3 separate regions of the Homo sapiens genome follow, and all the other regions are linked to region 1. Evidence: chromatin loops called from intact Hi-C (ENCODE). Cell type or tissue: Caco-2. All regions are shown on one strand.

Evidence for each region. A loop is a pair of places that touch in the nucleus more often than their neighbours do. Peaks named below come from ENCODE experiments on the same cell type or tissue, not always from the same donor. Only the 100,000 strongest peaks of a DNase experiment are listed, where the experiment ranks them.
Region 2: a loop joins it to region 1, with 18 times the contacts of the local background. A loop is called at or near these places in 3 of 110 quality-filtered maps.
Region 3: a loop joins it to region 1, with 9 times the contacts of the local background. A loop is called at or near these places in 2 of 110 quality-filtered maps.

Annotation. Positions count from the first base shown.
Region 1 is chr5:170,478,189-170,480,688 of GRCh38, forward strand. It overlaps a transcript of KCNIP1 not described here. Among named protein-coding and RNA genes, the nearest start is that of KCNIP1, 25 kb to the right of the region's middle. In Caco-2, no CTCF peak of the experiment used is centred here; a DNase peak (open chromatin) is centred at 1,501.
Region 2 is chr5:170,622,255-170,624,754 of GRCh38, forward strand. All of the region lies in intron 1 of KCNIP1 (potassium voltage-gated channel interacting protein 1), which reads left to right. Among named protein-coding and RNA genes, the nearest start is that of KCNIP1-AS1, 58 kb to the right of the region's middle. RefSeq lists an enhancer at 1,311-1,605. In Caco-2, a CTCF peak has its summit at 1,503 (motif pointing left); a DNase peak (open chromatin) is centred at 1,482.
Region 3 is chr5:170,569,976-170,572,475 of GRCh38, forward strand. All of the region lies in intron 1 of KCNIP1 (potassium voltage-gated channel interacting protein 1), which reads left to right. Among named protein-coding and RNA genes, the nearest start is that of KCNIP1, 67 kb to the left of the region's middle. In Caco-2, no CTCF peak of the experiment used is centred here; no DNase peak of the experiment used is centred here; H3K27me3 peaks cover 94 bases.

The sequences.
Region 1 (2,500 bases):
AAAGATTTGGGGCTTTATCCAAATGGACTTTATTGTAGTTGTATTCATTTGATACCTTTTGTAAGTTCCTTGTTTAGTTATTACATGATTATCATAAAGTTTGGGAGCATAATGGTTAGAAAGATATCACAGACTTAGGAAAAGGATGCATGTTCCTTTAATTTGGCTCTTTTAATGGACTGAGAGACTATGCAACGCTCATGGCTGGAGGACAAGCTTCCCCGGCCTTCCAGTCCCATAAGGACACCTGCTGTTAATGGCAGTCCTGATGGAGTGTAGATCCCTCGGGCTGCCATCCTCACAAAGGTGTGTTACTTTCTGGCTGGCAGCTCCAGATGGCCCTAGGGACTCTGAACTCAGCCTGTGTCCGAAGGCTTACTGCAAGACTGTGCGACTCCACCATGGTCAGTTTCCCCGGGGAACCATCTCTCTACCAAGCCCAGTTTTCCATTGCAAGAACAATTGCCAAGATGTCTAAGTTTCTATGTGAGAATTTTGGCATCTTGGGTTCCTTTTAAATAGGACACACTTGTATGCTCTAAAGAAAAAAAGAAAAGGTTTCTCATGAAGCATTAGCTTTCAAGATTACAGTTCGGTAGGATGTTCAAGATGCTTAGGGTGAATAAAAATGACAGACAGCTGAACACTTCCTATAAATGAAACACCAATATAGATCTAAGTTTCATGCATGACTCTCAATGTGGTTAATGAAAAGGAAGATAAAAAAAAAAAAGGTTGGCCATATTTGCAGGGCATTTGCTCCCAAATGTTTCAATCCTGTTTTCTTTAGACTTTGAAAAGGGGGATTGCACGTTATCTGTCAAGAAGGCATCAAAGCAGAGAAATCCACAAATGTGTAGTGTCAGATAGAATTCAAGCCTTCAGAAAGGACTCCACTCCTTTGGTTACTAAGAGAACTAGGGGCTTGTATTTCTAAGATGTCACTAGCTGGAGGCGCTGAGCAGGTAATGGTCTATGTTTTCCTAGACTATAAAATCCTGATTATATGGTTTAATAAAATAAGAATCTCAGAGTTCTGATGGAAAACAAGTAAACTTCAGGTCTTAGCAGGCACTAGCAGAAAGCACCAGAGAAAACTGGGGGAGAGGTTAGGACTCCTGTCCCAAAGATCCCCCTCAATTATCCTGCCATGTTATCAGTTCCCTCTTTACATGTTACCAAACATGACTACTAATTTCTATTTTTTTCCAAGACTATTAGATGTATTCAAAATTCACTCTTCTTACAAGGATAGAGAAAAGTGCCTATCGATGCTTAATAACCCAACATATATTTAATAGAAGAATTAAATCACCTTCTGCAAAGGACCAAGAAAAGCTCCATTTGATCAATTCCTTTAAGACATGAAGACTTCTCCTTTTCTAAGAATCGCCATAGTAAAATGCAAGCTCAGCATGACATACCCCAAGGAAAAATGTATCTGTCCCTTCTGCTTTTACTACAGTTCCATAAGGGTAATACCGAGTTGTTTTGCCCACATGGGGGCTCTGGAATCTTGGCTGTGATGCATTGGTAGGATATTTGTCACCAAAACTGACTCAGCAATCAGTTAAATATTAAACAAAGCACTGATTAGTGTTCCTGATTCATATTTGTGCTTTGTTTAACATTTAACTTCCGAATTTTATACATCTATTAAACAATATTCCTCTTGACATTCGAACACTATCTGCACAATTAATAAATCAAAAACTTATTAAAAATTGAAACAATTAAAAATTCCCAAACTTATAAACCATTGTTTACAAAATTATTTAACCACACTCTCCAACACTTTTAAATAAAACCATAAGTTTAATATGTCAGACCCTTTTAAATGTTTCAAACACCTAAAAAGTCAGCAAAAATGCACACAAAACGTCATACTGATTGAAAAATATATATGCACACTTACCTTTACACTGGTTACAAAGGCATGAAGATTATGGGTATATATTGGTTTTAAAAAGTACTTTTATACTTATTCTTATATTTTCTCTGTTACTTTCTTAGAGTCAATGCGATCGTTTCCTAGGATTAGAGTATGAAGTGATACAGTTTCTCCTAAGAATACAAATTTCTTTCAGAACCAAAAGAAAAATAATCTCAGGCCAGCCAGCTCTGGGGTTACTGATTCTTATTTGAAACTGATAAAGTGTCTCCCAACATTATTGCACTTGAGCTTAAATGTGGCCTAAGAATATAAAAGTCCGTGCCTTCACATTGGTATCCTTTTCTGAGACCAGAGTGTTTCCTAAAGTGCGCTTCATCTCCTAGGAGACTAGGGATTTTTTTTTTTTTTTTTTGAGACAAAGTCTCGCTCTATCACCCAGGCTAGAGTGCAGTGTTGTGATCTCGGCTCACTGCAGCCTCTGCCTCCTGGGTTCAAGAGATTCTCATGCCACCACGCCTGGTTAATTTTTTGTATTTTTTGTATTTGAGATGGGGTCTCTCCATATTTCACAGGCTGGTCTCAAACTCCCAGGATCAAGTGATCCAC
Region 2 (2,500 bases), 140 kb after region 1:
TTATGGGTCTCAAGATGAAATCATCTTGGATTTGGGGTCTATCCGAAATCCAGTGACTGATGTCCTTATAAAAAGAAGGGATACAGGCCGGGGCCAGTAGCTCACGCCTGTAATCCCAGCACTTTGGGAGGCTGAGGCAGGCAGATCACTTGAGGTTAGGAGTTCAAGACCAGCCTGGCCAACATGGTGAAACCCCGTCTCTACTAAAAATACAAAAATTAGCTGGGTGTGGTGGTGAGCACCCATAATCCCAGCTACTCGGGAGGCTGAGGCAAGAGAATTGCTTGAACCCAGGAGGCAGAGGTTGCAGTGAGCCGAGATCGCGCCACTGCACTCCAGCCTAGGTGACAAGCGTGAGACTCTGTCTCAAAAAAAAAAAAAAAAAGAGTGGATACAGAGAGGCAGTGAAGAAGGCTGTGTGCAAAGACAGGCAGAGGTTAGTGGGATGCAGCGCGAGGCTAAGGAGTGTCTGGGGCCACCAGAAGCCAGGGAAGCCTAGGAAGGGTTTTCCTAGAGCCTTTGGAGGGAGCACAGCCCTGCTGACACCCTGACTTCAGACTCCCAGCCTCCAGAGCTGGGAAGGGATAAGTAGCTGTTGCTTTAAACCAGTGGTCCCCAACCCTTTTGGCACCAGAAACCGGTTTTGGTTCAGTGGAAGACAATTTTTCCACGGACAGGGTGTGTGGGGTGGGAGATGGTTTCAGGATGAAACTGTTCCGCCTCTGATCATCAGGCATTAGCATTAGTTAGATTCTCATAAGGAGTGAGCAACCTAGATCCTTCGCATGCGCAGTTCGCAATAGGGTTCATGCTCCTATGAGAACCTAATGCGGCGGCTGATCTGACAGGAGCGGAGCTCAGGCGGTAATGCTTGCTCGCCAGCTCACCTGCTGTGCAGCCGGGGTCCTAACAGGCCACAGACCCATCCGTGGCCCAGGGGATTGGCGACCCCTGTCTTTTTTTTTTTCTTTTTTTTGAGATGGAGTTTCGCTCTTGTTGCCCAGGCTGGAGTGCAATGGCACGATCTCGACTCTTCAACCTCCGCCTCCTGGGTTCAAGCCATTCTCCTCCCTCAGCCTCCCAAGTAGCTGGGATTACAGGCACCCGCCACCATACCTGGCTAATTTTTGTATTTTTAGTAGAGATGGGGTTTCTCCATGTTGGTCAGGCTGGTCTTGAACTCCCGACCTCAAGTGATCCGCCCACCTCAGCCTCCCAAAGTGCTGGGATTACAGGCGTGAGCCACCACGACCTGCCCGGGGACCCCTGTCTTAAACCACCCCAGCCTGTGATACTTTGTTATGGTGACCCTAAGAGGCAAATACACCCTCCTTTCCCCAACCTCTCCCCTCAGACGAAACCGATGCGAAAAGTGCTTCATGAAGTTTCAGGTAAAGAAGTCTGGGACGAAAAGGGATAGTGAGGATGGCGGGAGGGGCTGAACTCCAAATGGGCTTATCAAGGCTCTGCAAAATGGCGTGACGGCGCTGCCCCCTTCTGGTGGCCTGAAGACTAACGCACATGATGTCAAGTGCGGGGCCCAAGTACTCAGGAAAAGGTTCTCATTTGGACACTGGGAGGTCTTACATTGGGGGCCCTGAGCCTCCAGCCCTTCCAAATCTATTCTCAGCAGGAGCTCAGCCACACCTGTGTCCCAGAACTGAGGCCAGGCCCAGCCTTCACTCCACGCCCAGCCAGCCCCAAGGAACCGACTCCCTGAGGCTCTATGCTCCCTGCCTCCAGTGGCCCCGTGTCTGGGAAATAGTGGCCCTGGCCTGATGCCCTGACCTGGGCAATCCATCCCCTGGTCCTCTCAGCTCCCGGGCCCAGGTTTTCTGGGCTACTTTAACCAGGGCAAACTCATTCCTCGAGTACAAAATAAAAGATTCGAACAGCATAATCAAATAGGTCATACCCATAAATCAACACATTTGAGCACCTATTTTGTTGTTCTTTCACTAATCCAAACCATATTTATTGAGCATCTACTATGTGCCATTCTCCAGTAGCCATTCTAGGTGCAGGGGATACAGCAGAGACCTTGAAAAAAGGAACAGTCTCTGATCTTGCTGAGCTTAGAGTCAAGTGGAGGTGAGGAGGAAGGAAATGAATTAACAACTAAGTGAAGCAGAAGGTAACCAATTGATTGACTGACGAAGGGGTACAAACAACAAACACCTTCCTTTCTCCAAACTCTATCTTTAACTGTATTCTCTCGTTTTCCTTCCTCTCCATTTTACAATCATTTTACAACATCTCTGGCTATTCTCCTATATTTCTGATCACTTCGGTTCTCATCACAATAATAATTTCAGTTTTCAAGCATTGGAAAGTCCCATCCAATTAAAATGTCAATCTCACACGCAGTTTAAACGTTTCGCCTGCCCGTGAGCTCAGACCTGTCTTGGTGCCTCAGTTCTTGTGTGGAGGGGAGGAGAGGAGAGGGGAGGGGAGGAGAGGAAAGGAGACCGGGGAGGTGGGGGGGGAGAGGGGAGGGGAG
Region 3 (2,500 bases), 92 kb after region 1:
TTTTCCCTAGGACCATTGTCATGGATGGGGATAGGAGAGCCATCTAAGGTCCCTGCCCATCTGCAACACTCTCCTGTTTCTGCTCCGATGCTCTACGATGTCGTACGTGGCAGAGCCAGCCCAGCGTGGACTTCAGCTCTCCCAGTAACTGGCTGAGTGATATTAGAAAAGTCACTGAGCCTCTATTTTCTATAAAATTAAGAAAAATCACACTCCCTTATAAAATCCTTAGGGAAATTAAAGATCCTTGGGAAAATAGATCTCTTACAGGCATATCTTGGATACCTGATCAATGATAGCTGCTATAGTCTTCTTCTGATCATGCTTTTCATAATAATCATCTTAATCATTACTGGCATTCAAAGCCATGAAGCACCTGGGAGAAGGAGAAGCTGATCTGTCCATGCCTGTCTCCTTTGGAAAATGCACGCTGTTACACTTCCCCACATGTTCAAATTCATACTCTCTCCCCCACCCCCTTTTTTGAGTGCCCCCAATAGGCACTTGAGAAGGCTGAAGCTGGGATTGTAAACTGCCAGATCTCCTGCCTTGCTCTCACCCCTTGTTCCAAATCTTATCAAATATTAAAAGCTGTGAAATAGAGGCAGGTTTTAAATCATTTTAATCACAGCATTCCTCAGCCTGCTCAAAAGGGCTCAAAGGAATCGATTCAGAAGTGGTAATTATGACTGTGGCCCCGTGCCAGGCGGCGGGTCAGCATTGGAGCACCAGCGACAGACGGCCGGCACTGACTGGGGAGGGCTCCTCCCAGGTGGGGACACCGAACAGGAGATGCCTCCTGGGAGGAAATAAAGCTAAGTCATCCCAGGCTGGGTATCAGGTTTTAAAATTCATAACCAAGTCAACTGAAAATCAGCTTACCTTTATTAAGTCCCCCACTAAGTGCCAGATGCTTTTAGCCTCATTTAACCCTCAGATAACTCCTGGAGGTATGTGTCATTATCCTGATTTATAAGTGAGGAAACTGAGGCTAAAAAATGATAAGTAGTGTCCCAAAGCCAATCAAAAAGTAGCTCAACTAGATCTATCCAGCTTGGAAGCCTGCAATTTGTTCTCTGTGTTTTGGTCACGCTCAGATTCTGAGGACTGCTGCAAAAATGTTGAAGGAGGTGCTACCCACAGGTCCCCTGCTGTCCTTCTCCAGCCTCCACCATCTGCCCGGTCCTCACTCACTTTCCTCCCTCTTCCCCCACATTGTCTTTTGGACTCTGGTTGACTCTTGCTGTCCTCTGGCTACTGGGATTCATCCATGCACATTAGAACCCAGTTAGGTCACTAACCCTTTGACCATCACAGCCCAGCTGTCATATCCCTCCCTAGACTCATCTCTTCCCTGGCCCTTTCACCTCCATGCTGTATACTCCAGCAAGACTTAGCTTCCTCCAGTTCCTCCAGCACCTTTCTCTCCTGCCTTCTTGCCTGTGCGCAGGCTTTTCCCCAACTGGAGCAACTTGCTCTGTCTCCACCTCCAGGTCTCAGTTGAAACATCACTTCTTCCTGGAAAGACTGCTGACTCCTAGGTATTTTTCCCCTAATTTATACCACCGTGGCCAGGGCTTTTCTGCTATGACGGCACCCAGCACTTGGTTGGGGTTACTTGTTTGAATTGTTGGGATTCCTTTTACTGGCCAGACTGGAGGAGGACAGAGAGCACGTCCATCTGACTCACCACAGTCCAGGGCTAAGCAGGGTTGCCGGTACATGGCAGGCACTCAGTAGACAATGGCTGAGTGAGTTATGTCAATAATGGGACCGTGCTTAAATGTGGACATTTCTGGGGGCTCAGGGAATAGGTCATTCTGTGGGCCAGACAAAGCATGCAAGTGAGCAGAGCTGGCCCTTCGCCTACAAAATACCGAAGAATATTCTTCAATATCACAAGAAAGTATCTTTTCCATCATTTTTCTTGAAAAATGCATCCCTCCTGATCTATCTTTCATTTCCTCACATTTAATAGAGATGTGAATACAGAGAACTATATCTCTACTATAAGACAAATAGCACCCTACGCACAGTAATGACAGCCCAAGTAGTCTACTTGTAGGAACAATGAAAGGAAGTGATGGGGGCTGGGGTGAATGGAGGTGCACCGAGCCTGTCTAAAGAGGCTGCTGCTTCTCAACCTCAGCCTGGTATTGCCCAAGGAAATGTGAACCAGTGCAGCCAGATTTCCTGACTTCAAGAGGAGCTGGAAATCGACTGTATGCGTAATGTCCCAATTTTTAAGAGCTGCCTCAATTGAACACGCACAGGCACAAACAAAAACAAAATAAACAAGCCAAATGCAACATCTGCTGAGAGGTTTTGGTTCTTGGATTGCAACCTCTGCACACATTTTCCCACTAAATAAAGAAAAGCTCCTTGCAGATGGACCCCGGTGGGACCTCCAATACCCGGAATGCACCGAATGGCTGGGATTTGTGTGGCCCCAAAACCCTCCCTTCTTGCGCTCACAGTGCTTTCTTGAAGCTTCAGCAAA